3 separate regions of the Homo sapiens genome follow, and all the other regions are linked to region 3. Evidence: chromatin loops called from intact Hi-C (ENCODE). Cell type or tissue: CD4-positive, alpha-beta T cell. All regions are shown on one strand. Each heading gives the region's core, and the rest is flanking DNA. Links, peaks and the distances in the headings are about the cores only.

Region 1 (10,510 bases), core at 2,955-7,954, 370 kb after region 3:
AATTCTCCTGCCTCAGCCTCCTGAGTAGCTGGGATTACAGGCGCACATCACCACACCCACCTAATTTTTGTATTTTTAGTAGAGGCAGGGTTTCACCATTTTGGCCAGGCTGATCTCGAACTCCTGACCTCAGGTGATCCACCCGCCCGCCTCAGCCTCCCAAAGTGCTGGGATTAGAGGCGTGAGCCACCGCACCCAGCTGTAAAAGGAGAGTCTTAAACATGCTTGTGGATTGAAAAGAAGGAGCCAGTGGAGACCAAGAGTGAAGATCACACAAGGAGAGGGGAAATCATAGTTAGGCCAAATTCTGGAGGAAGTTTCTAGGGGGTAGGATCATCAGTAAAGGGTGAAGTTATTTTTGGAAAGGAAGAGTGAGGATCAGAAAAATTTTCAGATTGGAAAAATGGAAGGTGATATCAAGTTCTTGGTTCCTTCATCAAAAGAGGAGATCACGTCTTCTGCTGAGATAAAGGAACCTCTGGGATCAAGAGCTCCGAGAGAGCAGAAAAAATTGGAAGAGCTACTGTGTGATATCACATAGACAATCAGATAAAGCAAAGAACACAATTCTCTCCAGCTAGGCTTAGCACCCTGGGAGAGTAAGCTGAGAAAGCAGACAGTGGAGCTTACCCAGGGGTGGGGATTGATAAGGCAGATATGAAAGATCAAGTGGGCAGAGGATTCTGAGATGCTAATGTAATTAAAGTGGCTGGGCATGAAGTCTAGACAGGGCACAAGGGCACCTGAAATTATAAGGAGTAATGAACTGAGAATATAAAAGGGCGGAACTTCCACAGCAACTATAATCTGTATGACACATCTCACGCTTTATTCATAAGCTCCCTTAGTATCATGAACTTTTTTAGCATGTATGCTTAGTTGCCCCAGTGAGATAATAAACTCAGGGTAATGACCTGAGTTCATACATTTTGTACCCTCTCAGAAGCTAGCAGTTTGCTTCATAAGGATTCATTTATTTGTTGAATCAATGAATAAAATCATTCTAGCATTGTGTGTGTATGTTCTACTGTTTTTTTCTTCCTTCACAATAAGCATCTGATTGAAGATAAAGATCTGCTCCTGTTAGATAGATAGTCAAAGTATTCCATCCCTGCCTCTAAGAGCCAGGGTTTCTGGATGTTTTTAAGAAGTATTATATAATTATTTAAAAAGGAAAAATACCCGATTGGCTAAAGACAATAAGCCTAATTATGCCTATGTGAAGCGACCTTGAAATAAACCTTTGGTGATTTCTTTTCAATCTGACAAAAACCAGAATAAAAGTGAAAAGGTTTAGAGGGAAATAGGAGACCAGCATTCTCCTGGAAAATCAGGGGAAGTGGAGGCCTCTATTTAGAGGAATCTTGCAGAAGCTTAGATCCACAGTGGGGGCTCTGAGAGGAGTGTCTGGTTTTTGAAGATTACTAGTACAAATGGCTCCTTAGCCTGAGTGGGCATCGATGTATCCTTTACCTGGCACACATTTTCTGTCATTCTGTAAAAAGTAGACCTGTTAAAGTCTATTAAGAAAAAATTGAAAATAAGTTTTTAAACTACTAGATAGAGTCATTGACTGTAATGATATATAGGTAGTCCTTCCAATTTTACCACCTGCTCTTCTATGTATTACACATTCACACCCCAAGCCACTTTTCACTCAGTTCAGGTTTTTCTATATCAGCTGATGAATTGATATTTTGAACTACAGTATGGTGATACAGCCAAAAGTTTCAGTTCAATTTTGGCAGTCACTAGCTTTGGTGATCAGTTTGTTTATGCAGTTATTTGAATGTTCGATTGCATTTTGCTCCTATTTTATTCATAAAATGAAGGGAAGTCAGCAGGCACAATGGCTCATGCCTGTAATCCCAGCACTTTGGTAGGCCAAGGCAGGTGGATCACCAGAGATCAGGAGTTCTAGACAAGACTGGCCAACATGGTGAAAACCTATCTCTACTAAAAATGCAAAAATTAGCCAGGTGTGGTGGCGGGCACCTGTAATCCCAGCTACTCAGCAGGCTGAGACAGGAAAATCGCTTGAACCTGAGAGGCGGAGGTTGCAGTGAGCTGAGGTCACACCACTGCATACTCCAGCCTGGGTGACAGAGGGAGACTCTGTCTAAAAAAAAAAAAAAAGAAAAAGAAAAGAAAGAAAGTAAAAACGAAAAACCGAAGGGCTGATACCAATGATGGCAAGTTTAGTTTTCATACACTTAGTATGATTGAGATAGAAATCATTTTACTATTAAAAAGAAACAGAATTCAGCTACAATCAGATGCTGATTTTCCTCATTGAAAAGGAAAAAAAAAAATCATTAGAAGAACACATACAAAGTGCTGGGATTAAATTACCAAAACCTGTACCTGAAACTGAGGTGTAATGAGAAATTTTATGCTGGGCACAGTGACTCACACCTGTAATCCCAGCACTTCGGTAGGCTGAGTCAGGAAGACCGTGTGAGCTCAGGAGTTGGAGAGCAGCCTGGGCGACATGGTGAAAACCTGTCTCTACAAAAAAAATACAAAAACTAGCTGAGCATGGTGGCGTGAGCCTGTATTCCCAGCTGCTTGAGAGACTGAGTGGGAGGATGGCTTGAGCCCTTTCGGAGGTTGCAGTGAGCCAAGATCACGTCACTGCACTCCAGCCTGGGCGACAGAGTCTCAAAAACCCATCTTAAAAAAAAAGAAATTGAACCCTCAAGGCTACTTCCAAACACAATGCCTTAATCATATTCAAGAGAATAACGATTTTTGCATGTTGGCACAACAGAGATTTCCATAATGTAACTTTAGACAGCTGTTTTCTCTTAATTAGTTTAGTAGGCCAAATATAAAAGAGTTTGTTTATGCAAACATTTTACAAGAAGTTGTGAAATCATGACACTGTGTTGTTGTGTGATTGATAAGGTCTTTATGCATTTATTTTGAAGCACAAAAGACTACATAAGTGGATGTCACAATGGGCAACTTCTTTTCTTCAGTGCCTCCATCAAATGCATAGAAAAGAGGCATGTTCAGCAAACCTGGATATTTCCATAGAGATGTAGGGCAGAAAATGCCAGGATAAATTTTACAAATCAACTAAACTGATAGTGCCATAAATAAGAACGGAGAAATGAAAATTACATATTTCTCAAGTCTCATACCAAATGCAAATGATGCTTTTTAAGTGCTTTAAAGACATCCCACTGGAAAATAGATCATGGTTTTATTTGCCTTCTTCCAATTAGAAAGATTGCTGCTTCATTCTGTATGTTGGTCCCCAGAGAGCTTACAATGGTGAGAGCATGGAAGGCAAAAGAATAGTCATCATCTGGAAAGCAGCTCAAAGTAGATGTTGTACAATGGAGCTCAGGCAAGTTCACAGCATCGTAGGTAAAGGAACAGGCTTTACTGGGAAACTTATAAGCTGGGGGTCTGCAAGAGAAGGCATGGGTGATATGCTGGTACCAGGGCTGTTACAGTAGGTAGCTAGTGAGGTATGGGCAGGGCAGGAAAGGGCTGCCCTCACACACACACCAGGAGTGTCCACGGACCATCAGGTGATGGTCAGGCAATTGTTAACTGTCTTTCTAAAGTAATAATTGGTCACAGCCCCCGCCAGGGAAAGGCAGTCTCCTAATAACTAGAAAATGCTTGGCCGGGCCTGATGACTATAATCCCAGTTACTTGGGAGGTTGAGGCAGAAGAATCACTTGAACCCAGGAGGTGGAGGTTGCAGTGAGTTGAGATGGTGCCACTACACTCCAGCCTGGGCAGCAGAGCGAGATTCCGTCTCAAAAAAAAAAAAAAAAAAAAAGAAAGAAAGAAAGAAAGAAAAGAAAAGAAAATGCCTGAAGGCTGGGCCTGGTGGCTCACGCCTATAATCCCAGCACTTTGGGAGGCTGAGGTGGATGGATCACTTGAGCCCACGAGTTCAAGACCAGCCTGGGCAACATGCCGAAATCCCGTCTCTACAAAAAATACAAAAATTAGCCGGAAATGGTGATACACACCTATAATCCCAGCTACTTGGGAGGCTGAGGTGGGAGGATTGCTTGAGCCTGGGAGGCCAAGGTTACAGTGAGCCGAGATGGCACCACTGCACTCCAGGCTGGGTGACAGAGTGAGACCCTGCCAAAAAAAAAAAAAAAAGAAAGATAAGGAAAAGGAAAGGAAAGGAAAAGAAAGAAACTGGTGATCAGCAGCTTCTCGCTAAGATCTCAGGAGTGGGAAGAAATAACATAAGACCCTGGAAGCATGCCAACACATAAAACCCCAAGTCAAGAGTTTAAACAGGCCGGGCACAGTGGCTCACGCCTGTAATCCGAGCACTTTGGGAGGCCGAGGCGGGCGGATCACGAGGTCAGGAGATCGAGACCACCCTGGCTAACACAGTGAAACCCCATCTCTACTAAAAAAATACAAAAAAAAAAAAAATTAGCCAGGCGTGGTGGCAGGCACCTGTAGTCCCAGCTACTCAGGAGGCTGAGGCAGGAGAATAGCATGAACCACGGAGGCAGAGCTTGCAGTGAGCGGAGATCACGCCACTGTACTCCAGCCTGGGTGACAGAGGGAGACTCCGTCTCAAAAAGAAAAGAGTTTAAACAGTGCACTTGGTCTCTCAAGTCGCCTGCTTGGCCCTCTTCCAAGTGTACTTTCCTTCCTTTAGTTCCTGCTCTAAAGCTTAATAAACTTTCACTCCTGCTCTAAAACTTACAACAATCTCTCCTTCGGCCTTATGACCCTCATTAGAATTCTTTTCACCTGAGAAGGCAAGAATTTCTTCTGCAAAGACAAGCAGATGTTGTACAACGGAGCTCAGGCAAAGTCACAGCACTGTAGATGCAGACCTGCAGGGAACTACCACCACTAACAGAGTGTTCTGTTGGACAGGTCATAGTGAGCATTCCAATGAAGGCACATTCCTCCCTTTTTGTTCTCTCTTTTTCAAGACCAAAACTTGAACATTCTTATCCGTGGGGTCCACATAGACAATGTGGCATCAGGCTGTCTGGATGTAGATGCCAAGAGTCAGGAGTTATCTGAGAAGGCCAGTTGCCTCTTATCTGGAAGTCTTGGGTGCCCACTGGAAGTTGCAGCCCTTCCAGCGGGGAGGGAGAAAGTCATGGGAAGCTGAGTTTGAAAGAAACAGGAAGGCACTGGGTTACAGCTCTTTCCTCATCCTGGAAGCCCAGAGTCATCTTCAGACTCTACTGTTTCACCACTGGCACTGGTCAGTGGCATCATCTTTAATATAAAAAGCCATAAAGGGTCCCAGTGTGATGGCTGATGCCTGTAATCCCAGCACTTTGGGAGAGCGAAGCAGGAGAGAATCACTGGAGCTCAGGAGCCGGAGACCAGCCTGGGCACCATGGCGAGACCTCCATCTCTATAAAAAAAAAATAAATAAAAAGTTAGCTGGGGTGCTGGAGGGCGCCTGTAATCCCAGCTACTCGGAGATTATCTTACCACTGCACCCCAGCCTAGGCAACAGAGTGAGACCCTATCTCAAAAAAAAAAAAAAGTCATAAAATTTAGGATTCTATTTCTATGAGCATTTTAAGATGCCTTCTTCTTGTTCGCAGCTCCTAGCACCTTTTATTTTATTCTAGTTTAAGCAAAATTTAAATATTTTTAAGGTTGGCGGTTAAAATAACGAGGTCAGGAGTTCCAGACCAGCCTGGCCAATATGGTGAAACCCCGTCTCTACTAAAAATACAAAAATTAGCTGGGAGTGGTGGCGGGTGCCTGTAATCCCAGCTACTCGGGAGGCTGAGGCAGAAGAATCGCTTGAACCCGGGAGGCAGAGGTTGCAGTGAGCCGAGATCATGCCACTGCACTCCAGCCTGGGCGACAGAGAGAGACTTCGTCTAAGGAAAAAAAAAAAAATGTAAATATTTGTGCCTTCTGTCCTCTTTGGAGGCTGACACTAACTCATTGCCACCTGCTGGAGAAGAGAAGACGTGCAGCCAGACACCTGCCGCCTTGTCAGGCCTGTGTCGCCGCCTCCGCAGCCCGAAATCATCCTGCCCTCCAAGGCACCGCCCTGATGCTCCAGGTGAAGGCTGAAGAATGGTATGTGCGGTGGGCTCGGGCAGAGGCGGGTCCTCGCCCTTTCCATTCGTGTGAAGTGTGGTGTGTGTGACCTGCACCCATCCCTTTACTGTTGGGGGTGGGCACCCCGGCGAGCCGCAAAACAGCAGGCGGACTCCCCTACTGGAGAGAAGCCGGGGAAGTGCAATGGTAAGAGAAGCGGCGGCCACACCTGCTGCTGTGAGGATCTGAGCAGGGTTGGTTTTCTGTTTGTGCGCGCGCGCGCGCGTGTGTGTGTGTGTGTGTGTGTGTGTGTGTGTTTTAATTATACTTTAAGTTCTGGGATACATGTGCGGAACCTGCAGGTTTGTTACATAGGTATACATGTCCCATGGTGGTTTGCTGCACCCATCAACCAGTCATCTACATTAGGTATTTGTCCTGATGCTATCCCTCCCCTAGACCCCACCCCCGGACAGGCCCCGGTGTGTGATGTTCCCCTCCCTGTGTCCATGTGTTCTTATTGTTCAACTCCTGCATATGAGTGAGAACCTGTGGTGTTTGGTTTTCTGTTCTTGTGTTAGTTTGCTGAGAATGATTGTTTCCAGCTTCATCCATGTCCCTGCAAAGGACATGAATTCATCCTTTTTTACAGCTGCTGTTTTTTTGTTTCGTTTTGTTCTGTTTTGTTTTTTGAGATGGAGTCTCGCTCTGTCGCCCAGGCTGGAGTACAGTGATGCGATCTCAGCTCACTGCAACCTCCGCCTTCAGGGTGCAAGCGATTCTCCTACCTCAGCCTCCCAAGAAGCTGGGATTACAGGCTCCCGCCACCACGCCCAGCTAATTTTTTTTTTTTTTTTTGTAGAAGCAGGGTCTTACTTTGTTGCCGAGGCTGGTCTTGAACTCCTGGCGGGGGTACTCCGCCTGCCTCAGCCTCCCAAAGTGCTGGGATTACAGGCGTGAGCCACGGTGCCCAGCCTGGAGCAGCTTTGCTGTGTTTCTATAGCGTGTGAACAGGTGAAGTTTACTTATTTAGACTAATGTCATATGACCCTAGGAATAAAAATTAGAGAAAGCAATTTGCAAGCCTGCTCTTATAGGTATAAAATTAGGCCTATAAGCAAGAGATTTGAAAACTCGTTCACCACAGACCACTGACATTTTTCATGGCTCCAAGAAAGTATTTAGATGTATTAAATACCTAAGTTGTTTGTTTCAAGAATATCACTAGGGCTGCTGGCCGTGGTGGCTCACGCCTGTAATCCCAGCACTTTGGGAGGCTAAAGTGGGTGGTTCACTCGAGGTCAGGAGTTAAGAGGCCAGCCTGGCCAATATGGCAAAACCCTGTCTCTACTAAAAACACAAAAATTACGTGGTGGCTGCGCATCTGTAATCCCAGCTACTCGGGAGGCTGAAGCAGGAGAATCACTTGAACCTGGAGTTGGAGGTTGCAGTAGGGGAACCTGCTCAGGGAAATTGTTTTTCAAATCCATCCACTTCTTTTCTTCCCAACTGAGTCCTAGTTCAGGGAACCACACTCTCTCCCATGGATCTGCCTCTCCCTACCCTGAGGGGTCTCTGCTTCCAGGCTTGCCAGCATCTGAGCCATTTGACAGCAACTAGAATGATCATTATAAAATGCAGATCTGAGTATGTCTTTGCCCTGCTTGAAAATCCTTCAATGGCTTGGTGTGGTAGTGCACACCTGTAATCCCTACTATTTGGGAGGATGAGGTGGGAGGATGGCTTGAGCCCAGGAGTTGGAGGCTGCAGTGAGCTATGATTGCCACTGCACTCCAGCCTGGGTGACAGAGTGAGGACCTGTCTAAAAGAGAAAGAAAGAGACAGAGAGCGTGAAAGAGAGGTGGGAAGGGCAGGGAGAAGAAAGAAAGGGGGAGAGAGAGACAGAAAGATGAGAGAAAGAAACAAAGAGAGGGAGGGAGGGAGAGAGGGAGAGAGGGAGGGAGGGAGGGAGGAAGGGAGGAAAGAGGGAAGGAAGGAAGAAAGAGGAAGGGAAAGAAAAGGAATAGAAGGAAGGGATCCTGTCATTGTTATGGAGTCCAAACCCTCTAATAAGTTTATGGGGTCACTCTGGGGCTGGCCCAGCCTCTTCTTTTAACCTGGTGCTTGTGCCATGCGGCCTCCCTTTCTCAAGCACTATCACTTCTGGGCCTTCATACACACCCCCTTCCCTCATGCAGTCACTTTTGGAGGAAAAGGTTTTTTTTTCCTTTTTCAGGCCTCAGCTTCCTTTTGGAAGAGGCCCCTAGTCTCCCTGAGACTGGCTGGGTTCTGCTTCACTCTCACAGCCCAGCCCAGCGTAGCCCAGTCCCACGGACCATTCACAGCCCATGAGAAGTTGGGTCCTCTCTCCATCCCCTTACACTTCAGGCTCCCTGAGGGCAGGACCGGGTCTTGTTGACTTTTGTATCCCAGTGTCTAGTGGGCCTGGTCCATAATAGGTGTTTAGAAACTAGGAACCTGTGGCCGGGCGCGGTAGCTCACGCCTGTAATCCCAGTACTTTGGGAGGCCGAGGCGGGTGGATCACCTGAGGTCAGGAGTTCGAGACCAGCCTCAACATGGAGAAACCCCATCTCTACTAAAAAAAAAAATACAAAATTAGCCAGGTGTGGTGGTGCATGCCTGTAATCCCAGCTACTCGGGAGGCTGAGGCAGGAGAATTGCTTGAACCTGGGAGGTGGAGGTTGCGGTGAGCCAAGATTGCGCCATTGCATTCCAGCCTGGGCAACAAGAGCAAAAAACTCCGTCTCAAAAAAAAAAAAAAAAAAGAAAAAAAAGAAAAAGAAACTAGGAACCTGTTCATCAGTGAGAACACATGGACACAGGGAGGGGAACAACACACACTGGGGCGTGTGGGGGGCGCTGGGAGAGGGAGGGGCTTAATACCTAGGCGATGGGTTGATGGGTGCCGCAAACCACCATGGCACACATTTACCTATGTAACAAACCTGCATGTTCTGCACATGTATCCCAGAACCTAAAATTAAATTTAAAAAAAAATATAACCCATTCATGTTGCATGAATAAGTGAAGTGGCATATTTGAAACATTTTTAATTCCCAAGAAAAAATGTGTGTGCTATCAATTTTATGGACTAAATTAGAATCAAATTCTTTAAAAGTAGGTTTTCTGATAAAGCAGAAATTCCCAATTTACTGTCATGGTTTGATTTAAAAAAAAAAAACTGATGTGAGAAATGAAATTAAAATTTCGGCCAGGTGTGGTGGCTCATGCTTGTAATCCCAGCACTTTAGGAGGGCAAGGCAGGAGGATCACTTGAGCCCAGGAATTTGAGACCAGCCAGGGCAAAATAGCGAGATCTTGTCTCTACAAAAAATAAAAAATAAAATAAAATGTTCCCCCAAATCTGTTATAAATGAGATAAGACTCATGAGAATCATTCAACTCTTTCTTTTCTTAGACCTGACTTTCTCAATAGAATATATATTACTTAACAATGAGAGTTTTTACGAGACTAAAGTACTATTCTGAAAAATAGGCTGGGCGCGGTGGCTCACGCCTGTAATCCCAGCACTTTGCGAGGCCGACGCAGGGGGATCACGAAGTCACGAGATCGAGACCATCCTGGCTAACACGGTGAAACCCCGTCTCTACTAAAAATACAAAAAAAGTTAGCCAGGCATGGTGGCGGGCGCCTGCAGTCCCAGCTACTTGGGAGGCTGAGGCAGGAGAATGGCATGAACCCGGGAGGCGGAGCTTGCAGTGAGCCGAGATCGCGCCACTGCACTCCAGCCTGGGCGACAGAGCCAGACTCCGTCTCAAAAAAAAAGAAAGAAAGAAAGAAAGAAAAATAAGTGTGACTTTGCACTGATTAAATTTGGCCATAGTTAATTAATCCATAATATTTGATATGGTTTGGCTGTGTCCCCACCGAAATCTCATCTTGAATTGTAGTTCCCATAATCCCCACGTGTGATGGGAGGGACCCAGTGGGAGATAATTGAATCACGGGGGTGGTTAGTCCATGCTGCTGTTCTTGTGATAGTGAGTGAGTTCTCATGAGATCTGATGGTTTTATAAGGGGCTTTTCCCAATTTGCTCAGCACTGCTCTTTCCTGCTGCCATGTGAAGAAGGATGTATTTGCTTCCCCTTCCACCATGATGGTAAGTTTCCTGAGGCCTCCCCAGCCATGCGGAAGTGTGAGTCAATTAAACTTCTTTCCTTTTGTAATTACCCAGTCTTGGGCAGTCCCTTATAGCAGCATGAGAATGGACTAATACAATATTCTTTCCTATTAAGGAAAACTTTATTTGAATAAAGTTGTAGAACACTTTTTTTTTTTTTTTTTAAGGAGTCTAAAAGCAGGGCAAGTTTAAATTCTGGACCTCCAAACCAGATTTCAGAAAGACTTAATTGTGCCAAAATGATCTTATTGTTAACAGGGGTTGTTTGTCCCTTCATTCTAGGGGCTCTCAAACACATCAAAGCCTGCTAAGTCTCCAATTCTCCCT
Region 2 (10,510 bases), core at 2,904-7,903, 230 kb after region 3:
TCTCTATGTTGGCCAGGCTGGTCTTGAACTCCTGACCTCAGGTGATCCACCCGCCTCAGCCTCCCAAAGTGCTGAGATTACAGGTGTGAGCCACCGTGCCTGGCTTGGAACACTTATTTTATTTTGAGACAGAGTCTTGCTCTTGTCATCCGGGCTGGAGTGCAGTGGCATGATCTCAGCTCACTGCAACTTCCGCCTCCTGGGTTCAAGTGATTCTCCTGCCTCGGCCTCCTGACTAGCTGGGATTACAGGAGGCTGCCATAATGCCCTGCTAATTTTTGTATTTTCAGTAGAGATAGGGTTTCACCATGTTGGCCAGGCTGGTCTTGAACTCCTGACCTCAGGTGATCCACTTGCCTCAGCCTCCCAAAGAAAGCAAAGACCTTCATTGTTTATTTTCTTTATAATTTTTTCTTTTGAGACAGTCTCATTCTGTCACCCAGGCTGGAGTGCAGCAGTACAAGTACAGCTCACTACAGCCTCAATCTCCTGGGCTCAAGTGATCCTCCCACTTCAGCCTCCTGATTAGCTGGGATCACAGGTGTGCACCATCACCCTGGCTAATTTTTAAATTTTTTTATGGAGATTGGGTCTTGCTATGTGGCCCAGGCTGATCTCAAACTCCTGACCTCTAGGGATTCTCCTGCCCTGGCCTCCCAAAGTGCTGGAATTACAGACATGAGCCACTGTGACTGGCCAGACCCTCGCTGTTAACAAGGTGATGAAAGTTGAGACAATTAATACAAACTTCCCTGAGAGACCGCATGATGGGACAAAGAGACACTTCGTGTTACGTGCTCCTGGCCAGCTTGCTAGCCGCCAGGTGCAAGCCTAACAATTTGTGTCTCCTGGCTGGCAGAGATTAGAGAGAATATCCTCACTGGTCACAAAGCCAAGCTCTCAAGGCATAAAACAATTCAAAAGAAACACACAAAAGATACAGACAAGGAAAACAAGGACTATTCCAGGGAGGCTGTGGATCAATAACCAATGGGTAGCCAGAACTAAATTCACAAGAGTCACACTTCAAAGAGCCAATTCTTACAAACGGTTTTCTCCTGCCAATCCAGATTTAGAAAAGAAGGGACAAGGAAAACTTTTACCTTTCTCTCTCAACTGCGCACTACAGAGATCCAGGAGAGCTGACTTTGATAAGAATTCCTACCTCTTTCAGCTTTTGTCAGGTGTCTTGGGATCTCATCTGCAGGCTCCAGAGTGAGTAGGGTGGCCCCCAACATTTGAGGATTACATCCTCATTGCCTGAAAGTATAGGAGTGGAAAAATTCCACCTCCATCTTCTTAGGGTTCCAGCTGGGTCCAAGAATTAAATTGACGTAACATAGATTAACAGAAGAAAAACATAATATTGTACTCTTACATGGCATGGGAGCCCTCATAAAGAAATAAAGACCTAAAGAAACAGTCAGTTACAGGCCAGGCGTGGTGGCTCACACCTGTAATCCCAGCACTTTGGGAGGCCAAGTCAGGTGGATCACTTGAGCCCAGGAGTTTGAGACCATCCTGGGCAACATGCTGAAACCCCCGTCTCTACAAAAAAAAAAAAAAAAAAAAAAGCAAAAATTAGCCAGGTGTGGTGGTGCATGCCTGTAGTCCCAGCTACTAGAGAGGCTGAGGTGGAAGGATTGCTTGTGCCCAGGAGGTCAAGGCTGCAGTGAGCTGTATTTGTGCCACTGCACTCCAGCCTGGGTGACAGAGTGAGAGCCTGTCACAAAAATAAATAATAAAAAAGAAAAAGAAACAGCCAGTTACTTACATACTGAATTCAACAAAGAGTAATAAACTGTGAAAATGTCATAAGACACAGGGGTTTCAGCTAGGGTAGTTAATTGGGTAGAGAAGGAGTTAGGAAGTTAAGAGTTAGCTTAACAAGTTTTGTTTGTGTGGAATTCCTTCAGCCTCAACTTTGTTGTCATTGATGATGAGGCTGTTGTATCTTTCTAGAATAGAGAGGATGTCTTCCACACGGAATTTCATTTTCTGCTTTTAAGATCACAAAGGTCAAGATGACCTTCTTACACCTGTTGTTTTTTAAGTGTCTTTAACTTATATAATCAATATGCCAGAATAGCGTGGTTTTTGTTTGTTTGTTTTGAGATGGAGTCTCGCTCTGTCACCCAGGCTGGAGTGCAGTGGTGCAATCTTGGCTCACTGCAACTTCTACCTCCTGGGTTCAAGAGATTCTCCTGCCTCAGCCTCCTGAGTAGCTGGGATTATGGGCGCCCGCCACCACGCCTGGCTAATTTTTGTATTTTTAGTAGAGATGGGGTTTCACCATGTTGGCCAGGCTGGCCTCAAACTCCTGACCTCAAGTGATTCACCTGCCTTAGCCTCCCAAAGTGCTGGAATTACAGGCCTGAGCCATTGTGCCAGGCCTAGAATAGCGTGGTTTTTTTTTGTTTTCTTTTTTTTTGAGATGGAGTTTTGCTCTTGTTGCCCAGGCTGGAGTGCAATGGTGCAGTCTCGGCTCACTGCAACCTCTGCCTCCCAGGTTCAAGCAATTCTCCTGCCTCAGCCTCCCAAGTAGCTGAGATTACAGGCATGCACCACCACACCTGGCTAATTTTTTGTGTTTAGTAGAGACAAGGTTTCACCATGTTGGTCAGTCTGGTCTCGAACTCCTGACCTCAAGTGATCCACCCACCTCGGCCTCCCAAAGTGCTGGGATTACTAGCGTGCAGCACCGCACTGAATAGCGTATTTTAACCACTTCAGTTGGAATATATAAAGTGTAACTTAAGACTTGCTTATACACTTTATATATGTCGTGGTTCTTGTGACATCTATTATTGGCCTGTGCAAAGGGCTTTTTTTTTCTTTTGTAACTATGGATAAATTACCTAACTCTGTGTGGGAAATAATAGTACCTATATTAAGGGTTGTTGTAAGGATTAAAAGTGGGAAAGATTAAGTTGAGGTAGATTTAGTATAATTCAGTTATGTATTTTTTCCATTTATTAGTTTTTAAAGTTATAAAAACAAGTTAACAAATCAATATACTGTTCTTTATTATCTAATTTACAGTAATGCAATGTCATGAGTAGCCAAATTATAAACTATTTATAGAGCAAGGAATATAGTACAAATAATGACATTCCTTTGGTAAAATGTATCTATATGCAAGTATCAAACTCTGAGGAAATCAGACATAGAACCATTACTTTAATTTAATTTAATTTTATCTTGAGATAAGACCTTGCTCTGTCACCCAGGTTGGAGTGCAGTGGTGTGATCATAGCTCACTGCAGCCTCAATTTCCTGGCCTCCAGTGATCCTCCTGCCTCAGCTTCCCAAGTAGCTGGGTCTACAGGTGAGTGCCACCATGCTCAACTAATTTCTAAATGTTTTTTGTAGAGACATGCATGATATCACTATGTTGTCCTCAGCTCAAACAATCCTCCTGCCTTGTCTCCCCAAAGTGGTAGGATTATAGGCATGAGCCACCTCGCCCAGCCAGTTTCATTAGATATCATGAGAAAACTTTTCTTACGGATTTAATGAAAACATATAAATAAGCTGCAAAAATGAATTGATCTGGCAAGTAACATAGAATTGTGTTTTCGTTAGTGGGAAATAGACAATATTAAATAAAATGAGATAATAAAGATAAGAATTGACAAATATTGGAATGTTTTAAAATTTTATTTTGTTCTGCAAATGGAGTATGAATAGTTTATCATATGATTTGATACAAATATTTTATAACTACCTTGTTGAAAAACACACACCACATTTGAAAGAAATCATGTAAAAGTTTTATTGGTTTCTTTTAGCTAGTGTGTCATGAAAAGTTTGGTGATCCTAAAAACATATTTTAGTTACATTTAAGATAATCAGCTGGTTGTGGTGGCTCACGCCTGTAATCACAGCACTTTGGGAGACCAAGGTGGGAGGATGGCTTGACCCCAGAAGTTCGAGATCAGCTTGGACAACTGGTGAAACCTCATCTCTACAAAAAATAGAAAAATTAGCCTGGCATGGTGGGGCGTGCCTGTAGTCTCACCAACTAGGGAGGCTGAAGTGGGAGAATTGCTTGAGCTGGGAGGTCAATGCTGCAGTGAGCTTTGATCATGCCACTCCACTCCAGCCTGGGTCACAGTGAGATCCTGTTTCAAAAATAAGTAAGTAGGCCAGGTGTGGTGGCTCACACCAGTAATCCCGGCACTTTGGGAGGCCAAGGTGTGTAGATCACCTGAGGCCAGGAGTTCCAGACCAGCCTGGCCAACATGGTGAAACCTCATCTTTAAAAATAAATAAATAAAAGTAAATAAATAAATTAAAATAATTAACTGCTTTGGCCATTCCAACATATTTCATTCCTGCTAATGATGTGAGTTTGAGATGAGTATTGAGAATAGCTGAAAATTACTATGTATATACAGTGTTTTTGTGTTTTTTTTTTTTTTTTGAAACAGAGTCTTGCTCTGTTGCCAGGCTGGAGTGCAGTGGCACAATCTCAGCTCACTGCAACCTCCGCCTCCCGGATTCAAGCGATTCTCCTGCCTCAGCCTCCCGAGTAGCTGGGATTACAAGTGCCCGCCACCACGCCCAGCTAATTTTTGTATTTTTAGTAGAGGCAGGGTTTCACTATGTTGGCCAGGATGGTCTCAATCTCTTGACGTCATGATCTGCCTGCCTTGCTCTCCCAAAATGCTGGGATTACAGGTGTGAGCCACTGCACCTGGCTGAAAATTTACTATATTTATATATGTAAAAGAGCTATTTTTTAGCATTTTTTAAACAGATGCTCTCTTTGCTTTGCTTTCTTAAGATCAAGGCATTTGCCAATAATTCTTAGAGGATGGAAAAGGTCTTACTCCCACCACCCCACTTACCATATATTTTATTCATGAAGACCATAACAACAAGAGCCAAAATACCCCATTCCTAAAGCCAAGTTTCACTCTTTTTTTTTTTTTTTTTTTTTTTTTAGATGGAGTCTCGTTGTGTAGCCCAGGCTGGAGTGCAGTGGCGCTATCTCAGCTCACTGCAAGCTCCGCCTCCCGGGTTCACGCCATTCTCCTGCCTCAGCCTCCCGAGTAGCTGGGACTACAGGCGCCCGCCACCACGCCCGGCTAATTTTTTATATTTTTAGTAGAGACGGGGTTTCACCGTGTTAGCCAGGATGGTCTCGATCTCCTGACCTCGTGATCCGCCCACCTCGGCCTCCCACAGTGCTGGGATTAGAGGCGTGAGCCACCGCGCCCGGCCTTCACTCTTAACAGAAGTATGTGAAAGATAGAAAAAGACTGGTTCCTTTTTGATTGTTGAAGATTTCACCTTCGTCTGATGTCTTGGTGGGTATTTATCTGATGGTGCCATAAAATAAGATTTCAGGTGAAGAACGGGTATGCTTTCGTTTTTGAAAAGTTGGAGAAGAGCTATTGTGAACATGGGTGCTTTCCCAAGCAGGCTGATTTTAGGAAAGAGAATACATTGAAGTTGAGGATCAGATTTCCACAAAGCTATCTATAATTGAGCACCTCTTGGAAAGCATTTTGTACTCCCAACAGCATGGGAATCCCCAGTTTGAAGACCACTGGGGTAGACTCAAAAATGGCTAACCATGCCTTAAGAAAATATTGCCATCTAGTGGCAACTACTCAAGACATAGGCATAAAGACCTAAATGGTCCCTTGACCCTTTGAAGGACACCTCTGTGTGATTCAGCCACAAGGAGCAAAATATCTCATATTTATATTGTACGTTTACTTAACATTACTCTTTCTATATATATTGTGTTATCTAATATTCCAAGCAAGCCCTTAAGATGCACATGCTCTTTCCTGTTATAGATGAGGCATTTGAGGAACACAGAGAGTAATTTATCCAAGATCATATTTCCATTTATTTATTCCAGATCCATTTATCAGGCACTATTACATGACTGGCATTATTCTAGGCTTGAAGAAGGGGCATGGGTTATGGGTGAACTGAAAGATGACTAAGACACATGTCCTTATGTCATTCACAATCTAATGGGGACACAAAACTATGAATGGGGCAATCAGGACTTGTATCTTGGACTGCTAATGTGTATCAGTGTCCTCACTGTACCATGGTACAGTAAACATAAATGTCAGACTGGTGCTCGAGTGATCCTGGGAGTCCTTGCAGTCACATGAAGCCAGTATCAGAGGAGTGTGGTGTCCAAGCAAAATGAGTCACTGAATTAAAATGTCATTTGAACAGAGTGCCTGCCCTTCCCTCCCCTTCTAATCTGTTGCTTGTAATTTGCTGTTGGCTTGGAAACCCAATAAGGAAATTTATTAAAAGAGTATTTAAGATGAAAGAAAATTATCTGAATGAAAATCCCAGAAGCTCCCCGATGAGTGTTGTATATGAGCTTTGGAGCATAAACTTGACTTCTGCTTTGGCCATTCTTGGGACTTTCTTAAGATGGCCTGTCTCTGAGCTGAGGCCAGGTAGCTGAGTTAGGCAGTGAGCTGTGAGTGGGCAGTGTTATGTTCGAATCGATAATCGTGCTGTAACGGGCACAACATGTTAGGAAAGACCCACATTCTCAAGACATGTTGGCCTCCCCAGCCTCACCTTCAGGATCTTTCCCAACTCTGTGCACTGCAGAAATTGATGTTCTTTCTGTTTTTTGAACATTCCAAGTTCTTGCCTAACTCAGGCCTTTGTAATATTTCTCCTTCTCCTTTACTCTTCACATGCCTGGCTCTTTATCTTTCAGGATTCAGCTTAAATGTCACCTTTTTAGAAAGCCCCTCATCGACTGCTCTACCACATTAATACAGGGTCCTGCACCTAATCTATATGCTCTGCCAATACCTTGTTGTATCCTAAAAATGTCCTATTGACATTTTTCTATGCTAACTGAAACTGAAGCACTTAACCCCTTCTAACTAATACTATTTTGTCTACATCTTTATTGGTCTATCTCCCTCCACCAGAAAGTAAGCCTTGTGAGGACAGGGGTTGTGTCTATTTGGCTCATTTCTGTATCCCTACCACCTAGAAGAGACTTGGCATGTGGTAGGCCCTCAGTAAATATCAGTGAATGAATTGAATGAACACTCTTTCCCTCTTTGTCTCAGTGGCCATTCTCAGTAAATGCAGCCAGACGGCCAGACTGGCCTGGTTTTCTTAAATAGATTCTGACAGTTTTACTTGGCAGCTCATGAAGCAGGACTGCTGTGTGCCTTTGTTCCAGGAAATGGACTTCAAGTCACCTTCCCAGGGCCCAAGCTTCTTTGGGACAGGAAATCAGGCATTGATTAGGTACATAAAGTTGGGGCTTCCTAAGTCTACACCGCCATATCTTTGGTTAACTCTGGGTAAGAGGTCATAGTTCTGTTAGCTCTCCTCCATTCCTAACCACAACTGCACCTCTGTAAGGAGCCGGTTCTCTGGCCTTTGTGCCACAGATCACTGCAGCAGGGTGGCCCTGGGGCGAGTGGAGCTTCCCTCACTCATCCTTCCCTGCTTCTGGATAAACAATGCCAAGTTCATCATGCCCTGCTGGTATTAAGTCAAGAGTGGATGTCTTGTGAAAAGAACCATATGTCTCCTGTGAAGGGCTGAAAATGGACTGTTGAGAACCAATTTCCAGTGAGAGCCATGGGACCTAGGAAGAACCAAGGTCACTGAGCTCAGGGACTTTGGGAGACATCCATGAAGGTCCAGTTCATATGCAGTACTACTCTAAACATAGCAATGAAGAATCCCTGCCCTCTTAGAGGGAGGGGTGGGGCTGAATACTTCCCTTGCTAAGGAGCTATCAGTCAGCATCCTATCCCTGCCTCCAGAGCAGCCAGTCTTGCTGGGATTATGGCCTGCAGCCTCCAGTCTCCACTGCTTCACTTTCTGTTCACTTCTTCTAAACTCACTACCTTTCCAAATTCAATGCATACTCTCTCTTCCTCACTTACTGCAATCCACTTTTGAGTTCGTTGGATGGGGTAAGTACTTCCCACCCCAGGTCTTTGCACACTTTGGATGGAATAAATATTTCCCGTGTTTTTGCACACACTGTTCTGCCTCTACCTCCATAAAAAGGCACTTCTCCTCAATTAACATTGTTCTACCACCTTGTGGCTTCTGTTTTCACCTGTTAAGCAACCCAAACTGCATTTGCCAATGAATCAAAGGTGTATCTGTTTCTAAATGTGTGGATGCGTGTAGGGAGAACTGATGTTTTGTGAATGTTATCCTATCCAAGAGCATGGGAGACCTTCCCATTTGTTCCAAGTTTTTGCTGTGTTCCTGAGGAAAATTTTAAAGTTTTCATCATATAGACCTTGTACAATTCTTGGCAAGTCTATTCCTAGGAATTTTTAAATTTTTATTTTTGAGACAGGGTCTCACTGTGTTGCCCAAGCTGGAGCAGTGGCATGATCATGGCTCACTGCAGCCTCAACCTCCTGGACTCAAGCGATCCTCCCACCTCAGCCTCCTGAGTAGCTGGGACTATAGGGATGCACCACCACGACCCGCTAATTTTTGTATTTTTTTTTGTAGAGACGGGGTTTCACTATGTTGCCCAGGCTGGTCTTGAACTCTGGGCTCAAGTGATCTGCCCACCTCAACCTTACAAAATGCTGGGATTATAGTCATGAGCCACCATGCCTGGTCTGGGAATTTACGTTTTTTGTTGCTATTAAAAATAGTGTCTTTCCCCCACTATATCTAATTGATTGCTATTTGCATACATAAAAGATAATTGGTTTATAGACATTAATAGAATATTTGTTTTGTTTATAGTGGATTTTATATTTGATTCTGTTGGGTTTTCTAGATATATAATAATAGAATCTATGTAAATAGCGATACTTTATAACTTTTTTCCAGTTTTGATACCATGAGTTCTCTTCTCTTGTCTAACTGCATTGACTAACACATCTAGAAAGATGTTAAATAACATGGTGATAGTGGGCATCCTGTCTTGTTCCTAAGTTTAGTGAGAATGCTTCCCTTGCTTCCCCCTTAGGCATAAAGCTGAGTTTTTGGTTGTGCATTAATATGTTGAGTCTGTCCATATCTATCTTCACTGCTGTCATCTTAGTTCAAGACACCATGATCTTTCACCTGGACTACTGTAATAGCTCCCTAGTTTTCATTTTCTTTTCTTTTCTTTTCTTTTTTTTTTTTTTTGAGACGGAGTCTCGCTCTGTTGCCCAGGCTGCAGGGCAGTGGTGTGATCTCAGCTCACTGCAACCTCCGCCTCCCGGGTTCAAGCAGTTCTCCTGCTTCAGCCTCCCGAGTGGCTGGGATTACAGGCAAGTGCCACCACACCCAGCTAATTTTTGTAGTTTTAGTAGAGATGGGGTTTCACCATGTTGGCCAGGATGGGCTCGATCTCTTGACTTCATGATCCGCCCACCTTGGCCTCCCAAACATCTGGGATTACAGGCGTTTGCCACTGTGCCTGGCCTCATTTTCATTCTTGTTCTTTCCAGTTTATTCTCCACATAACAGCTGGAGTTTTCATAAAAATGAAAATGTGATCATGTTGTTTCTCTCTTACAACTTTCCAGTGGCTTCTCATTTCTTGTCGGAGAAAGTCTAAAATCCTTAATGCGATCCACAGGCCCTGCATGATTTGACCTCCACGTGCATTTCCAGCTTCATTGTGTACCCTCTCTTGCTCACTTCCCACAGTCCAGCTCACAAAGGCCTTTCAGTTCCTTGAGCGTGATAAGTTTCTCCCACCTCCAGACTTGGCACGCGCAAAAGTTCTTTCTCTATCTCTCTGCTTAGCTAACCTCATCCTACTTAACCTTTGCATTTCAGCTTCTTACTCACTTCCTCAGGAAGACCTTCCCTAACACCTCAGACAAGGTGTTATATATTCTCATTGCACCTTCTTCTTTTCTTTTATAGTCCTTTTCACCACGGCATGCTTAAATATAACCATTTATACCATTTTTTAAAATTGCCTGTCCTGCTGGATTGTGAATTGGTCTAGTACCTGGTACATAGTCAATTCTCAAGAACTATTCATTAAATACATTAATATAAAGTATTATAATATATTGAGGACAGAAGAACTGCATTCCTGGGGTGTTTTTTGTTTGTTTTATTTATTTATTTTTTTTAAAAGGAGTCTTGCTCTGTGGCCCAGGCTGGAGTGCAGTGGCGTGAGCTTGGCTTACTGCAAGCTCCGCCTTCTGGGTTCAAGCGATTCTCTTGCTTCAGCCTCCTGAGTAGCTGGGATTACGGGCACGTGCCACCATGCCCGGCTAATTTTTGAATTTTTATTAGAGATGGGGTTTCTCCATGTTGGCCAGGCTGGTCTTGAACTCCTTACCTTAAGTGATCCACCTACCTTGGCCTCCCAAAGTGCTGGGATTACAGGCATGAGCCACTGCACCCAGCCACATTCTTGAGTTTTTATATAAAAAATCTCAAGTTCTGTGACTGCACAATCATGAGTGAGTGGTGTCTTTGCAGGGGAAATATGAAATGATACCAAAGCAAACAGATTAGAAAATGGGCACATATTATTACATCAGATAATAAAGTATTT
Region 3 (9,249 bases), core at 1,304-6,303:
ACCCCATCTCTACGAAAAATATAAACAATTAGCCAGGCATGGTGGTGCACACCTCTGGTCCCAGCTACTGAGGAGGCTGAGGTGGAAGGATCACTCGAACCTGGAAGGTTAAGGCTGAAGTGAGCCGAAAAAAATCAGTGGCTTCCATTAAACTGCAGTTTGCATTTCAGCATTCCAACCTGGGTAACAGAGTGAGACCCCCTCTCAAAAACAAACAAACAAAAAATAAGTGAATTCAACAAAGTTACAGGATACAAATTCAAAACACAAAAATCAGATATACTTTTGTCTTTTTAAATTTTTGGTTTTTTGAGACAGTCTCACTCTTTTGCCCAGGCTGGAGTGCAGTGGCACAATCTTGGCTCACTGCAACCTCTGCCTCCCAGGTTCAAGCGATTCTCCTGCCTCAGCCTCCTGAGTAGCTGGGATTACAGGTGCCCACCATCACGCCTGGCTAGTTTTTGTATTTTGTAGAGAGGGAGTTTCACCATGATGGCCAGGCTGCTCTCGAACTCCTGATCATAAGTGATATGCCCGCCTCAGCCTCCCAAAGTGCTGGGATTACAGGTCAGATGCATTTCTAATACACTAACAATGAACAATTTAAAAAGGAAATATTAAAAAAAATCCATTTGCATCAGCATCAAAAAGAAAAATGAAACAAGGAGGAAAAGACTTGTTAACAATGAAAACTACAAAATGTTGCTAAAAGGAATTAAAGAAGATGTAAATAAATGGGAAGAAATCCCACATTCACTGGTTGGAAGACATTATATTGTTAAATATCGACACCACCCAAATTGATTTATGAATTAAAAGCAATCACTATCAAAATCCCCAGTGAGGCCCAACAGCTCACACCTCCGATCCTAGTGCTTTGGTAGGTTGAGGCAGGAAGACTGCTTGAGGCCAGGAATTCAAGACCAGCCTGGGCAACACAGCAAGGTACCATCTCTAAAAATATGTATATTTTTAAAAATTAGCCAGGCACGGTGGCACATGCCTATAGTTCTAGCTACTCAGGACACTAAGGATAACGTGGGAGAATGGCTTGAGTCCAGAAGTTCAACGCTATAGTGAGATATGATCATGCCACTGACTCCAGCATGAGTAACAGGGCAAGATCCTGTCTCTTAAAAAACAAACAACAAAATAAATAAAATAAATGTTCACAAGTTATGTGGAACTGGAACCATTGTGTACTCTTGCTGGGAATATAAAATGTTACAGCTGCTGTGGAAAACAGTATGACAGTTCCTTGAAAAATCAGAAACACAATTACCATATGATCCAGCAATCCCACTCGTGAGCATATATACTGAAATGAATTGAAAGCACCATCTCCAAGAGATCTTTGCTCTCTTGGACCTCTACTATACGGTGTATAAATATCCCATTGCTCCTAGGCTACAAACCTGTATGGCATGTAACTGTACTGAATACTCTAGGCAACCATAATACAATGTAAGTATTTGCATATCTAAACATATTTAAGTATAGAAAAGGTACAGTAAAAATTATAACCTTACGACCACTGTCCTACACTAGGTCCATCATTGACCAAAACATCGTTACTCGGTGCATGACTGTACTTGTACAATTCAACTGGTATGAGGTATTTAAAGTAGCCAAATTCACAGAAACAAAGGAGAAGGGTGGTTGCCCAGAAATGCGTTTCAGTTTTGTCACATGAAAAAGTTGTAGAGATTTGTTGCACGAGAATGTTAACATTTCTAACACTACTCAACTATATACATAAAAAATGATCAAGAAAAGAAATGTTTCGCTCATGTCTGTAATCCCAACACTTTGCGAGGCCAAGGCAAGAGGATCACTTGAGCCCAAGAGTTCAACACCAGCCCAGGCAACATGGCGAGACCCCCTCTCTATTTAAGAAAAAAAGACCAACAGTAAATTTTATGTTCTATATTTTTTTTTACCACAATTAAAAATTTTTGCAATTATTTTTTAAAGGAGTTCAGGAAATCCAAACTGTAGTTTAATGGAAGCCACTGAATTTTTTTTGAGAGGGAGTCTCACTCTGTCCGCCAGGGTAGAGTGCAATGGTGCAATATCGGCTCACTGCAACCTCCGCCTCCCAGGTTCAAGTGATTCTCCTGCTGAGTAGCTGGAATTACAGGCATGTACCACCACGCCCGGCTAATTTTTGTATTTTTAGTAGAGACAGGGTTTCACCACGTTGGCCAGGCTGGTCTCAAACTCCTGACCTCATGATCCACCTGCCTTGGCCTCCTGGGATTACAGGTGTGGCCCACTGCGCCCAGCTGCCACTGATTTTTTAGACTGAAAACAGGTGGGAGGCAGAGCAAGCATAGAAGGCTCCACTGATCATGCCCATGCCCCCGCCAACAAGGATACCAAATTAAGATCTACATAGAAAAAACACCTTCATAAAAAACAAAAATCAGGTGAGTACTCATAGTACCTGGTTTTAACTGAAACACCTTCATAAAAAACAAAAATCAGGTGAGTACTCATAGTACCTGGTTTTAACTGCGTATCACTGAAGGGAGAAACAACAGTCCTCAATTAGCAACTACGCACACTTCCTGTTCCCCCAGCCAGCAGCAAAAGGCCTGGTGCCTAGAGCCTCTCGGTGCTGAGGGAGGGACAACACAGCAACTGCAAGCCACTGAACTCAGTGCTGTCCTGTGAGAGCAGAAAAGAAAACCAGATCAAACCCAGGTGACTCCCACCCAGGGAGGGAGCATTTAAACCAGCCCTAAAGCGGAGGGCAACTGCCGATCCCAGGAGTCCCAACTTGAGTTCCCACCAGCCTCACCATGGAGGGCTACAGCACTCCATGTTTCCAAGTAAACTTTTTGGCAGTCTGAGCCGTAAGGACTACAACTCTTAACCGATTCTTAGTAATGAATGAACTGGGCACCAAGACAGTAGAGGTGGTGGGAAGGGGGACAGGAAGCAGGGAATGAGACATACTGAGACACCAGGCGGGGCAGCCAATGGAGTGCTGGCATCACCCCTTCCCCTCGACAGGCTGCACAGCTCAGGGCTCCAAGAAAGATGCCTTCCTTCTGTTTGAGGAGAGAAGGAAGAGTGGGGGGGACTCTCTTGCATCTTGGATACCAGCTCAGCCACAGCAAGACAGGGCACCGCTCAGAGTCATGAGGTCCCCTGTTCAGGGCCCTAACTCCCAGACATTTCTACACACACCCTGGGCCAGAAGACAGGAGCTGACAGCATTCATCACCTAACTGAGGAGCCCTTGGGCCCTGAATAACCAGTAGCGATATCCAAGTACTACATTGAGGGCCTCAGTTGAGCCTCTGAGACTTGCTGGCTTCAGTGAGATTCAGCACATTACCAGCTGTGGTGGCTATGGGGCAAAACTCCTACTTGAGAAAAGCTGAGGGAAAGAGTAAAGAGAACTTTGTCTTACAGCTTAGGTACCAGCACAAACACAGCAGGGTAGAGCACCAGTTGATTCTTGGGTGTCCCTAATTCTAAGACCTGACTCTTAAATGGCATTTCTGGACCTGCCCTGGGCCACAGGGGAGCCCACTGCCCTGAAGGGTGAGTCCCAGGTAACAGAGCGTTCATGACAAGCTGACTTCAGAGACACTGGGCCTTAGAGAAACATCGGTGAGTCTGGCAGTACCCCTTGTGGCCTGGGGGTGGCGGTGGCTACGAGGTGAGGTGGAAATGGGAAAAAGAGTGAGAAGTACCAGTCCTGTGGTTTGAATGCCAGCTCAGCCACAATACAAAAAGTATTGCTCTAGTATCTTAACTCCCAGACAACACTTCTGGACCCACCTGGGGTCTAGAGATCTTGCTGCCCTGAAGGAAGGATGCAGGTCTGGCTGGCTTTGCCAACTGCTGATTGCACAGCACCAGGGCCTTCAGCAAACATGGGAGGTAGCCAGAGTGCAGTTACAGCAGGCCTTGGGTGAGACCCAGCATAGTCCTAATTTCAAGACTGACCCAGCACAGTCATGGTGGCCACAGGGGTGCTTGTGTCACTCACTCCAACCCCAGCTTTAGGTGGCTCAGGACAGCGAGACCGTGTGTTTGGGAGAAAGTAAGGAAAGAGAACAAGAGTCTCCACCTGGTAATCCACAAATTATCCAGATCTTGTCCAAATCCATCAAGGTGGTACCTGTATGAGTCTGCAAGAACCACAGAATTACTGGGCTTGGGGTACCCCTAAAGCAGATACAGCTTAGATCACAATACCCAAGTTTTTTTCTTTTTGACATGGAGTTGCCCAGGCTGGAGTGCAGTGGCACGATCTCGGCTTACTGCAAGCTCTGCCTCCCAGGTTCACACCATTCTCCTGCCTCAGCCTCCCGAGTAGCTGGGACTACAGGTGCCCGCCACCACGCCCGGCTAATTTTTTTGTATTTTTAGTAGAGACAGGGTTTCACCATGTTAGCCAGGATAGTCTCGATCTCCTGACCTCGTGATCCACCCGCCTTGGCCTCCCAAAGTGCTGGGATTACAGGCATGAGCCACCGTGCCCGGCCCCAAGTTCTTTCAAATATCTAGAAAGCCTTCCCAAGAAGGACAGCTTCAAATAAGGCCAGACAGTGAAGACTACAATAAATACCTAACTCTTCAATGCCACTCAAGAACATCTACTAGCATCAACGCCATCCAGGAAAACATGACCTCACCAAATGAACTAAATAAGGCATCAGGGACCAATCCTGGAGAAACAGAGATATGTGACCTTTCAGATAAGGAATTCAAAATAGCCGTGTTGAGGAAACTCAAAGAAATTCAAGATAACACAGAAGGAATACAGAATTCTATCAGATAACTTTAACAAAGATTAAAACATGTAAGAAGACTCCAGCAGAAATTCTGGAGCTGAAAAACGCAATTGGCATACTAAAGAATGTATTAGTCTTTTGCAGCAGAATTGATGGCAGAGAAGTAAGAATTAGTGAGTTCAAACACAGACTATTTGAAAACACCCAAGTCAGGAGAAAAAAGAAAACGGAATTTCTAAAAATGAAGCATGCCTACGGGATCTAGAAAATAGCCTCAAAAGGGCAAATCTAAAGAGTTTTTGGTGGCCAGGCACAGTGGCTCACACCTGTAATCCCAGCACTTTGGATGGCTGAGGGAGGCAGATCACCTGAAGTCAGGAGTTTGAGACCAGCCTGGCCAACATGGTGAAACCCCGTCTCTACTAAAAACACAAAAAAACTAGCCGGGCATGGTGGCGTGTGCCTGTAGTCCCAGCTACTTGGGAGGCTGAGGCAGAAGAATCGCTTGAACCCGGGAGGCAGGGGTTGCAGTGAACCAAGATTGCGCCACTGCCCTCCAGCCTGAGCAACAAGAGCAAAACTCCGTCACAAAAAAAAAAAAAAAACTTCCAAATCTTAAACAAAGGCAAAAATGTTATTTCTGAGTATGAGTTTCTAATGATTCTCAAAAAAAAAAAAAAAAAGTGATCACCTTTGCAAATGTTAAATCAGTCATTGAAAACTGGTTAACAAAGGGAGAAATCAGCCATTCATCCTGACTTTCACGTAGAAATAGCAAATAAAAGTAATGAAACAGGTAATAAAAGCAAGTTTCTCCTGATACAGATAGTCCACCTAATCAAAGAAAAAAGTGACAGGATTAGTTTTGTAGCTGTTAATGTAATAAAAGCCTTAGGCAATGGCTGCTTGCTAACTATGACATTAAGTGGCACTCCAACCAACCCCATGGAAGAACACAACACAACCTATAAAACAGTCTTGCCAAGAAATTTAACCTGAATCTGATCAAGCCTCTAGATCTAGCAATAAAAGTATGGAAATACAAAAGACAAAGCATAATAATTACACAAGGATAAAATCTGCAAAATCCAGATGGGAAATCGTATGCACTAAGCAAGCCACGGAACGAGCAGTTTCTGCAACAAATAAAAAGAAAGAGGGGAACCTAGAAATTACAACAGACTTAGGAAAAAAATTAGCTATGCCGATTCAGAGGTAACTCCTAGGAAGTGAGGTTTGAAAATAAAGAGAGAAAAGAATTATGTATTGAAACAGTAACAATAACCAACAGAGATATCAATGGCTACAAACTACAGGGCAGCCAGAATTCACAGAATTAGTCCACACAGGTAGCCAACAAACAAAACACAAAGAGCAAAACAAAATAATAACTTTACTCACACTAGAAACAAACCAAATTTCCATTAGAGTGGATTGAGTTTAAAAATAAAAAAAATAAAATAAATAAAAAGGATGCGCTTTGGGAAGAAAAGGAGGGAGGATTGCTTAAGGCTAGGAGTTCTAGACCAGCCTGGGCAACAGTACAAGACACTATCTCTACTAAACAAATTTTAAAATTAGCTAGGTTTGGCCAGGCACAGTGGCTCACGCCTGTAATCCCAGCACTTTGGGAGGCCGAGGCAGGCGGATCACGAGGTCAGGAGATCGAGACCATCCTGGCTAACAAGGTGAAACCCCGTCTCTACTAAAAATACAAAAATTAAGCCAGGCATGGTGGTGGGCACCTGTAGTCCCAGCTACTTGGGAGGCTGAGGCAGGAGAATGGCATGAACCCAGGAGGCAGACCTTGCAGTGAGCCAAGATTGCACCACTGCACTCCAGCCTGGGCAACAGAGCGAGACTCCGTCTCAAAAAATAAAATAAGATAAAATAAAATAAAATTAGCTGGGTGTGGTAGCATGCACCTGTAGTCCTAGCTACCCAGGAGGCTGAGGTGAATGAGTTGCTTAAGCACAGGCAGTCGAGGTTGCAGTGAGCTATAATGGCACCACATGACAGGTAACAGGGCAAGACTACCTCAAAAAAAAAAAGTTATCATATATATGCCAACATACGGAATTCTATTCAGCAATAAAAAGAAACCGACTACTGATGCACCAACAAGCAACATGGATGACTTCTAACCGTATGCTAAGTAAAAAGAATACCAACCAGATGTAAGTAGTACATAAAGTTTATTTCTAGCTGGACACAGTGGCTCCTGCCTATAATCCCAGCACTTTGGGAGGCCGAGGCGGGCAGATCACCTGAGGTCAGGAGTTCGAGACCAGTCTGGCCAACATGGTGACACCCTGTCTCCACTAAAATTTTGTATTTGTAAAAGTACAAAAATTAGGCTGGGCGCGGTGGCTCACGCCTGTAATCCCAGCACTTTGGGAGGCCGAGGCGGGTGGATCACGAGGTCAGGAGATCGAGACCATCCTGGCTAACACGGTGAAACCCCCCGTCTCTACTAAAAATACAAAAAATTAGCCGCGCGTGGTGGTGGGCACCTGTAGTCCCAGCTACTCGAGAGGCTGAGGCAGGAGAATGGCGTGGACCCGAGAGGCGGAACTTTCAGTGAGCCAAGATCGTGCCACTGCACTCCCGCCTGGGCGACAGAGCGAGTCTTCGTCACAAAAAAAAAAAAAAAAGAAAAGAAAAAAAAAATACAAAAATTAGCCAGGCGTGCTGGCACATGCCCATAATCCCAGCTACTCAGTAGGCTGAGGCAGGAGAATCACTTGAACCCAGGAGGCAGAGGTTGCAATGAGCCAGGATCGTGCCATTGCACTCCGGCCTGGGTGGCAGAGCAAGACTGTCTCAAAAAATAATAATAATAAAATACATTTAAAAATAAAGCTTAGGTGACAAAGCACATCAGCAGTTACGACAATGCAGAGTTGGTGGTGGGGCTGATTACAAACAGGAATGAGGAATAACTGGGTGATGGAAATGTTCAATTGTGGTTCTTATATGAGTGTATACATTTGTCAAAATGAATAAACACATACCCTTACAATAGACTAACCTTATTGTATGTAAATTATATAACAATTTAGTTAATTTTTAAAATCAGCAATTCTAATAGGTCTCATGTGAATCTTGATTCAAATTGTGAAGGAAAAGGTAGAATTTTTTAAAACTGAGAATATAAGGGAAATTGAATGCTATTTCGTATTAAGAAATTACTCTTGGGAGACCGAGGCAAGAGATCCCTTGAGGCCAGGAGTTCAAGACCACCCTGGGCAACCCCTTCGCTACAAAAAATAAAATAATTAACTGGGCATGGTAGTGCAAGCCTGTAATCTCAGCTACTTGGGAGGCTGAGAAGAGAGGATCACTTGAGCCTGGGAGTTTGAGGCTCATAGTGAGCTATGATCGTGCGCCCCTGCACTGAAGCCTGGGCAACAAGACCCCTATTCTTTAAAAAAAGAAAAATAGAAAAGAAATGAAACGAAATGAAATGAAACGAAAACTAAAGAAATTTACACAACTAGACACTGGAAAGGTTAGAGAAGAGGAATGTAGGGAGAGATTGGTTAATGAACAGAGAATTATACCTAGCCAGGAGGAATACATTCTAGTGTTTTATAGTACTGCAGGATGACTATTTTTTTGTTTTTGTTGTTCTTTGGAGCTTTATCAGGTTTTTGTTTGTTTAGAGAAGAGATTTAGCTCTGTCACTCAGGCTGGAATGCAGTGGCACAATCACAGCTTACTGCAGCCTGGACCTCCTGGGCTCAAACAATCCACTTGCCTCAGCCTCCCAAGTAGCTGAGACTACAGGTGCATTTCACCACACTCAACTAATTATTAATTAAACTTTTTGTAGAGATGGAGTCTTGCTGTGTTGCCCACACTGGTCACTAACTCCTGGCCTCAAGTGATCCTTCTGCCTCAGCCACCCAAAGCACTGGGATTACAGACATGAGTCACTGATCCTGGCTTTAGGATTACTATAGTTAATAATCTGACATTTTAGCTAGCAGAGGCTGGCCGGGCGTGGTGGCTCACACCTGTAATCCCAGCACTCTGGGAGGCCAAGTGGGTGGAATACCTGAGGTTAGGAGTTCGAGACCAGCCTGGCCAATCTGGTGAAACCCCATCTCTACTAAAATTCAAAAACTTAGCCGGGCATGGTGTTAGGCGCCTGTAATCCCAGCTACTTGAGACCCGCGGCAGGAGAATCACTTGAACCCGGGAGGCGGAGGTTGCAGTGAGCTGAAATCGCACCACTGCATTCCAGCCTGGGCAACAAGAGCAAGACTCCATCTCAAAAAAATAAATAAATAAAAGATAAATAAATAGCAGAGAGGATTTTGAATGTTCCCAACACAAAGAATGATAAATGCTTGAGATAACAATAATTACCCCAATTTGATCATTACACATCATATAAAGGTATTGAAATAGCATGCTGTACCCTATAAATATGTATAAGAATTACGTATGAATTTAAAATAACAAAAAACAGACCATGGCCAGGGGTAGC

The links. Peaks named below come from ENCODE experiments on the same cell type or tissue, not always from the same donor. Only the 100,000 strongest peaks of a DNase experiment are listed, where the experiment ranks them.
Region 1: a loop joins it to region 3, with 9 times the contacts of the local background. A loop is called at or near these places in 6 of 110 quality-filtered maps.
Region 2: a loop joins it to region 3, with 9 times the contacts of the local background. A loop is called at or near these places in 11 of 110 quality-filtered maps.

Annotation. Positions count from the first base shown.
Region 1 is chr2:61,787,551-61,798,060 of GRCh38, forward strand. It overlaps LOC105374760 (a long non-coding RNA gene), which reads left to right and starts at 5,943. Exons shown (of 2, transcript XR_940139.2): 1 at 5,943-6,057; 2 at 10,466-10,510. RefSeq lists an enhancer at 6,044-6,143 and a silencer at 6,077-6,280. In CD4-positive, alpha-beta T cell, for the core only: CTCF peaks have their summits at 5,946 (motif pointing left) and 6,164; a DNase peak (open chromatin) is centred at 5,951; H3K4me3 peaks cover 294 bases.
Region 2 is chr2:61,653,467-61,663,976 of GRCh38, forward strand. No RefSeq gene overlaps it. Among named protein-coding and RNA genes, the nearest start is that of XPO1, 120 kb to the left of the region's middle. In CD4-positive, alpha-beta T cell, for the core only: CTCF peaks have their summits at 5,586 (motif pointing left) and 5,786; no DNase peak of the experiment used is centred there.
Region 3 is chr2:61,422,823-61,432,071 of GRCh38, forward strand. The region is part of intron 1 of USP34 (ubiquitin specific peptidase 34); the gene reads right to left. Among named protein-coding and RNA genes, the nearest start is that of SNORA70B, 10 kb to the left of the region's middle. RefSeq lists enhancers at 2,350-3,027, 3,028-3,705, 3,706-4,383 and a silencer at 7,218-7,412. In CD4-positive, alpha-beta T cell, for the core only: a CTCF peak has its summit at 3,669 (motif pointing right); DNase peaks (open chromatin) are centred at 2,589 and 3,659; H3K27ac peaks cover 1,974 bases.